2 separate regions of the Homo sapiens genome follow, and region 2 is linked to region 1. A link is a contact called in ENCODE Hi-C or POLR2A ChIA-PET data. All regions are on one chromosome and are shown on one strand. The core of a region is the stretch at or near the end of the contact, and the rest is flanking DNA. Distances in the headings are between cores, read along the strand shown.

What was found. A loop is a pair of places that touch in the nucleus more often than their neighbours do. ChIA-PET counts read pairs that join two places held with the same protein, here RNA polymerase II (POLR2A). Pooled maps may share reads with other maps.
Region 2: a pooled map shows a loop between it and region 1 (2.0-fold over the local background). The contact joins the enhancer-like site here to the promoter of MSH2 in region 1. A Hi-C loop is called at or near these places in 4 of 50 pooled maps. POLR2A ChIA-PET finds 5 or more read pairs at or near these places in 2 of 52 experiments (CD8-positive, alpha-beta memory T cell and T-cell).

What each region holds. Positions count from the first base shown.
Region 1 is chr2:47,401,028-47,404,858 of GRCh38, forward strand. MSH2 (mutS homolog 2) reads left to right here and starts at 2,129. Exons shown (of 16, transcript NM_000251.3): 1 at 2,129-2,375. The coding sequence starts at 2,165. RefSeq lists enhancers at 1,816-1,865, 1,870-2,580, 2,581-3,289, 2,656-2,715.
Region 2 is chr2:48,351,534-48,355,364 of GRCh38, forward strand. All of the region lies in intron 3 of FOXN2 (forkhead box N2), which reads left to right. Among named protein-coding and RNA genes, the nearest start is that of FOXN2, 39 kb to the left of the region's middle. RefSeq lists a silencer at 1,704-1,753. Within about 2 kb of position 1,803, at least 5 of the 41 ENCODE cell types and tissues checked have a DNase peak (open chromatin) inside an H3K27ac peak, as active enhancers do.

The DNA.
Region 1 (3,831 bases), core at 879-3,378:
ACTCCAGTGTGGTGACAGAGCCAGACTTCCTCTCAAAAAAACAAACAAAGGTTCCAAGGCTCTACTCCAGAAATTAAGACCCATTATGTGTGGGCTGGGCACAGGAATATGTTTAAATCCCCCCCCACCTCCCCAGGGTGATTCTGCTGCTGAATTAGGTTTTGGAACCACTTCCATGGGGAAAGGGTAAACTAAACTGGAGAATGCAAAAACCTTTTTTTTTTTTTTTTTTTTTTTTGAGACAGAGTCTCACCCTGTTGCCCAGGCTGGAGTGCAATGGCGCGACCTCGGCTCACTGCAACCTCCACCTCCCAGGTTCAAGGGATTCTCCTGCCTCAGCCTCCCAAGTAGCTGGGATTACAGGTGCCCACCACTACACCCGGCTAATTTTGTGTGTGTTTTTAGTAGAGACGGAGGTTCACCATGTTAGTCAGGCTGGTCTCGAACTCCTGACCTCAGGTGATCTGCCCGCCTCGGCCTCCCAAAGTGCTGGGATTACAGGCGTGAGCCACCGCGCCCGGCCAGCAAAAACCTTTTCTAAGAGTTAATTTTGCAGGATGGATCCTGAGCTCCTTCAGGTGTTTGATAACATTTTATTTATTTTTTGAGACAGAGTCTCGCTCTGTCACCGAGGCTGGAGTGTAGTGGCGCGATCTTCGCTCACTGCCCCCTCCACCTCCCAGGTTCAAGAGATTCTCCTGCCTCAGCCTCTCGAGTAGCTGTGATTACAGGCGCCCACCACTATGCCCGGTAATTTTTGTATTTTTAGTAGAGACGGGGTTTCGCCATGTTGGCCAGGCTGGTCTCAAACTCCGGACCTCAGGTGATCCACCCGCGTTGGCCTCCCAATACGCTGGGATTACAGGCGTGAGCCACTGCGCCTGGCTGTTTGCTAACATTTTAAAATTTCAACCTTCCTCTTCCTTAACTGGTCTTCCCCTACCCCCCCTCAAGACGGGGTCTCTCGCTCTGTCGCCCCAGCTGCGGTGCAGTGGCGTGAACATAGCTGACGGCAGAAGACCTCCTGGGCTCAAACGATCCTCCTGGCTCGTGCTCCCAAAGTACTGGGATTATGGCGTGTGACACCACGCCTGGCGTCAAACGTTTGTCTTTTTATTTATTTTATTTTGTATTTTTTGAGACAGGGTTTTCAATCTGTCGCCCACGCTGGAGTGCAGTGGCACAATTTACGGCTCACCGCAGCCTCGACCTCCCGGGCTCAGGTGATCCTTTCGCCTCAGCCCTGCTAATATCTGGGATCACAGACGTGGGTTTTACCATGTTGCCCAGGATGGTGTCAATCTCCTGGGCTCAAGTGATCCGCCCACCTCGGCCTCCCAAATTGCTGGGATTACAGGCGTGAGCTACCGCGCCCTGCCACAAACGCATATCTTCTAACGTACCATTTCATTTACTTGCTATATTCATTATCTGAATTTTCTCATATTAGAATGTAAGCAGAATAAAGGCAGTGATTTTTCTTTTTACTGGCGATCCTCAGAGCCAAGAAGAGTCTGGGACATAGCAGGCCATATAAATGTTTTCGAATGAGTGAATCATCAACGAGTGGATGAAACGATAATGTGGCTAACAGGCAGCAGTAAGGAGGCTGTGTAGAATAAACCCGTAATCCCGATGTTGGCAGTTTGCTTAGAAAGAAAAAGGGAGGCAGTCGGAGAGGGGCACACGTTTTAACAAAATACTGGGAGGAGGAGGAAGGCTAGTTTTTTTTTTGTTTTCAAGTTTCCTTCTGATGTTACTCCCATGCTTCCGGGCACATTACGAGCTCAGTGCCTGCCGGAAATCTCCCACCTGGTGGCAACCTACCCTTGCATACACCCCACCCAGGGGCTTCAAGCCTTGCAGCTGAGTAAACACAGAAAGGAGCTCTACTAAGGATGCGCGTCTGCGGGTTTCCGCGCGACCTAGGCGCAGGCATGCGCAGTAGCTAAAGTCACCAGCGTGCGCGGGAAGCTGGGCCGCGTCTGCTTATGATTGGTTGCCGCGGCAGACTCCCACCCACCGAAACGCAGCCCTGGAAGCTGATTGGGTGTGGTCGCCGTGGCCGGACGCCGCTCGGGGGACGTGGGAGGGGAGGCGGGAAACAGCTTAGTGGGTGTGGGGTCGCGCATTTTCTTCAACCAGGAGGTGAGGAGGTTTCGACATGGCGGTGCAGCCGAAGGAGACGCTGCAGTTGGAGAGCGCGGCCGAGGTCGGCTTCGTGCGCTTCTTTCAGGGCATGCCGGAGAAGCCGACCACCACAGTGCGCCTTTTCGACCGGGGCGACTTCTATACGGCGCACGGCGAGGACGCGCTGCTGGCCGCCCGGGAGGTGTTCAAGACCCAGGGGGTGATCAAGTACATGGGGCCGGCAGGTGAGGGCCGGGACGGCGCGTGCTGGGGAGGGACCCGGGGCCTTGTGGCGCGGCTCCTTTCCCGCCTCAGAGAGTGGGCGGTGAGCAGCCTCTCCAGTGCGGAGGCACGGGGGCGGAACGTTGGTGCTTGTGCGGATTCCGCCGTCCCCAGGTTCTGCTTGGCTCCGGAGGGACGCCCCCCTCAGCCCTGAAACCCGTGCCTCTCCAGCCGCCCCGGATCTGAACTTGTGATCACGGAGTGTTTACGTCGTGCCAGGCATTTTAATGCATTGTTCTAGTTCATTTTCCAGCAGTCGCATTCCTCGCCTTGGCCCTACATGTAGCGCTCATTACAAACACGGCCAGAATCTCTTATTAACAAACAGCAGCCAGGAGTGAGATTTAAAATAGACTGGGGGTTTAGGAGACCCTTTTATGACACGTAATTCTGCTCCCACGACGCTCCCATTTATACCGCCGGTCCAGCTAAGGGTCTGGTAATGGAGCGCCGTTGAAGAGCAGTATGATGAAGTGGTCAGGACCAACGGACTCTGGAGCTGGGCTGCTTGGGATCAAGTCGCTGCCCCTCTGCTTATTAACGTGTGACCTTGGGCCAGTCATGGACGCTATCTGCTTCAGCTCAGCATTCAGTGCTCTCCGTCACCCGACCCCATCTATCCAGGATTATCTCTCCCTGGAAAGCTACAAACGTCTCACCCTATGTGGGCCAAATGTTCTGGATAGGCCTAGTTAACCTCTTCTCTCCCTGTTTTCTTTGCGCTTTCTTGCAGCTATGTAGTTATGCTAATGAAAAGAGCATCCTAGGGGGAGCAGAGTTGTGGATTCTAGTCCTGACTAGAGGACTAGTGCAAATGCGATACTCCTGATGAAAAATGTTTCATTCGTTAGATATAAATGTGTTAGGCAGGGTTATGGACACTAGATGAAAAAAGAAATACCTCTACTTTCATAGAGATCACTATTGGACAGCAAGGCAGAAATAATTACAATTCAAGTTGGAGGCTTATGGAGGTGAGCTTGTAAGAGGTTACAAGAGGCGCCAAGGCAGGATCGCCAAAGACGGAAGACTTTGGAAGAGTCTCATACAACGGAAGAGGCGTTATATGAGACACCAAAGTCCACGTTGAGTCTTGGTGGACTAGAAGTTTGCTAGGGAGAGGGCTTGAAACGAGGTAGATTGGCGTTGCTGGTGTAGAAAAGGAAGGAGACTGGCCCAGGTGGGTGGGGTTAGATGACCAAAGGCTTTTAGTGTGGTGTTGAGCTGTTGAAATTTTATGCTGTAGCCAATGAAAAGTCTGAAATGTTTTTTTTTTTTTTTTTTCTGAGACGGAGTCTTACTGTGTCGCCCAGGTTGGAGTTCAGTGGTGTAATCCTGGCTCACTGCAACCTCCACCTCCTGGGTTCAAGCGATTCTCCTGCCTCAGCCACCGGAGTAGCTGGGATTACAGGCACGTGC
Region 2 (3,831 bases), core at 553-3,052, 950 kb after region 1:
GCTACCTGAGGTGGGGACATGGGATATGGTTTTGGGATGAAACTGTTCCACCTCAGATCATCAGGCATTAGATTCTCATAAGGAGCGCACAGCCTAGATCCCCTCACATGCACAGTTCACAATAGGGTTTGAGCTCCTGTGAGAATCTAATGCATGGGCTGATCGGACAGGAGGCAGAGCTCAGGTGGTAATGCTTCTCAACTTCCACTCTCCTCCTGCTCTGTGACCTGTTTCCTAAGAGGCCATGGACCTGTACCGGTCTCCAGCTTGGGGGTTGGGGACCCCTAAACTAAAAGATTTGGGAAATTTTTATGGAAAAGTTTGCCATTGAAGTGTGCTTTGAAAAAAGAGAACAGGTTTTAGAAGGGTAACATATGCCAAAGGGCAATAGTATATTCTGCTGGGAGTTTGGGGCAGTAGGCATATTCTCTGTTGGTGAGGAATGTACGAGAGCAGGGTGGAAAAGCAGAGTGATCCAGAATAGAAGTGTGATGAATATCATGCTTGGACTTCAGTTTTGGGCTTCAGTTGTTTGGACTTCAGTTTTGAGAGCAAACCAGTGAGAGTTTTTAAGCCAGGAGCATGATGGAGTTTCTCTGTATTTGACTTGTGACAGTGTGAATGATAGGGCAATATATTACCTTAAACAATATCTGAATTCATTTGCCAAAGGAATGTTACAGTTAGTAGTACCATGCAAACAGAGATAGTTTCAGTGAAGATGTGGGATTTGAACACTTTGTAATCATTGCCCTCCTTATGTCTAAATCCACTGACTTCTTTTCTGTCTTACTCAACCTAAAACTGCATTATATGACATGATTAGCTCTGGGAATTCATCTTTTCTTTGATTTGTATAACACTGTGCTTAATTCTTTGTTTACCTGTGTGGACTCTCCATCTTTTTCTTTTGCCACTTGCCATTTAAACTTTAGTGTTCACTATTTTGTCTTTTTTGTTGATTTAGTATTTTCTTAATCTCATTAATTCCCATGGCTTAATATGTCGTCTGTGATCTTATGACTTCTAGATCTTTCTCCTAAAGCCCAGACGTAAATTTGCAACTAATTATTAGATCTGGAGGTATCTCAAATTCAGTGTGTCCGAAATTGGACTTTATTCCTCTCTCTTCTCCAAGGATCTATTTGGGTCTCAGCTAGAAATCTGAGTCATCTTGGGTACCTGCTCTTTGCAATGCCTAAGTTATTTGAATGTCAAATTTGAAAGGAATATAGACATTATCCTGATGAACTTCCTTATTTTATAACCAAAAAAGTGAGATACGTGGTATTAATTGATCCTGGTCTAGAAAGCCTGTCAAAGCCAGGGGTTAGATTCAAGAAAAAGCAGTATCTAGTAGCACCTATAAATACCTACAAGTTGCTTTTTGATTCTGGCCATTTCTTTTAGTTTCTACCATAACATTGGCCTTAGTTCAGGTCTTCCCCTCATTTCTCATCAAATTGAACTATTATATAAGTTGAGGAGTCAGCATGAAGGATTGGATTCAGGTATGTTCCTAGATCCAGATAGATGTGTGACTTGGTAAAGTTAGACTCTCTGAGCCTCATTTTTACTTCAGTTTTTGTAACTAGTAACCTTTAGTAAATATGACTTACTAAATAAAAGCCAAACTTGTTAACATGGTTTTCAAGACCCTCCCCAGTTTGGCTTCTGCCTGTCTTTGCAGTTTTTTTTCTTCACTACTCCATGATCTACCCCCACAAGACTACTTGCTATTCCAGTATACTATAAATAGTCCTTGTTTATTTTGTTCCTCTATCTACACTGCATTTTCGTAATTCACTTTCAGTGGAGAGAACATTTCCTCAAAGCCCAGCTCAGAAGTCACCTCTCAAGCATTTCCTGCTTTTTTGTACTCATTTTGTGTTTTTATAGCATTCTGTTTGTTACCTTTATAACATACATATCCCAGTTATGTATAGATTTGCTTCTCCCACTAGGGAAGATATGAGAGCTCTCTGAGGTCAAGGCCTTAGTAGAATAGTCACTTAAGACTGTGTGTGTGTGTGTGTGTGTGTGTGTGTGTGTGTGTGTGTGTGTGTGTGTGTGAAAGAGAAAGGGGGGAGTGATATTATTCAATAACCTTTTAAAAGCTCAGCATCTTTTTTCATCTTAATGCATAATTCTCTTTAATTGTGATGTGGATGAACATTTGGGTTTCTAATTTTTTGTTATAAACACTGCTACAGTGAAAATCATCTCCCTATCCTTCCTTCTCTTTGCCTTCTTTGAAATTGATCTCCCTTTATTCTTTTTCCTCTGTTGTGTTGGTATTGTTATCCTCTGTCTTTTTTTTTTAAACACTGTACATATTTCATAATTATTTTATGTAGTCTCCGTTTAAATTTACCCTTATAGTTAACAGTGTCATTGTTTGCTATTGTTTATGCATTTAGAATTTCCTTAGTGATTTTATTCTTGAATTGTGTCACTTAATTCTTTTATACTTTTAGAACTATTGTGTTTATACTTATGATGGTACATAAAAGGTAACCATCTACTAGGTACTTAGAAATATAGGCAGGAATAGAGGTGATGTGGTGAGATTACAGCTCTTAAGTTTGGAATTTATCAGCATTGCTTCTGAGTGGAATAATCTAGGAAAAGTATGGTGTAATGAAGCCAAGGAAGCTAAGCTGAAGTGTGAATGGCCAACAGTGTCAAATGTTGCAGAACACTTGAAAATGATTGGCTAAGAAGAAGTTGTTGAGAAAGTAGCAGCCAAAAGATTAGGATTCAAAATATATAATAAGTGCTGTGCTGGCTGGGCGCGGTGGCTCACACCTGTAATCCCAGCACTTTTGGAGGCTGAGGTGGGCGGATCACGAGGTCAAGAGGTCAAGTCCAGCCTGGCCAACAGAGTGAAACCCCATCTCTACTAAAAATACAAAAATTAGCTGGGTGTGGTGGCGTGTGCCTGTAATCCCAGCTACTTGGGAGGCTGAGGCAGGAGAATCACTTGAACCCAGGAGGCAGAGGTTGCAGTGAGCCGAGACTGTGCCACTGCACTCCAGCCTGGCAACAGAGCGAGACTTCGTCTCAAAAACAAAAAAAAGTGCTGTGCTGATAAATGTTTAACAACTGGCTAGGGACAGGCTGTTTAGCTTTTGCTAAATGTGGAGTTGAGAAGCAATGTTTACTATCAACAGTATACCATTATAGAAGAAACTCATATAATTTAATAAGAAAATGAAAATCTAATAGAAAAATGGGCAAGTATATGAATAGGCAGTTCACAGAGGAGGAAACACAAATAGGCAATAAACATAAACAAAGATGTTTATCTTACTAGTAATGTGTGTGAGGGACATTCAAATTAAAAGAACAAAAAATGCTTTTTTATCTATTAGAATTCAAAAATTTTAAATATTTGAGGACATGAGTAAATATTGATACTTTCACATCATTGATAGGAGTACATTAATATGACCATTCTTGAGGGCAGTAGTTACTAGAATTAGAAATGGGCTCTTCTTTGATCTAGCAGATCATATTCTGATTTCTCCCCTAGAGTAACATTCATAGTTGCATACAAGAAGATGTATGTGAAAATATTCACAGTGGTATTATTTTTAGTAAAAGTTACAAAACCATATGTCCAATAGTATGATTTGTGATAATACTCAAAAGGGAGTTGGTCACATCTATAATTTTTAAATGTATACATTTTTAATGTAATTAATCTGAGTGTTTTGAATGTTCAGAGAAAGGAAGAAATTAAGGAAGTGAGAGCTAGAGAATGGGAAAGGATGCAGTCCAGAGTATAGGTAGAATTTGATAACGAAAAGGAGAGAAATCATCTTACAA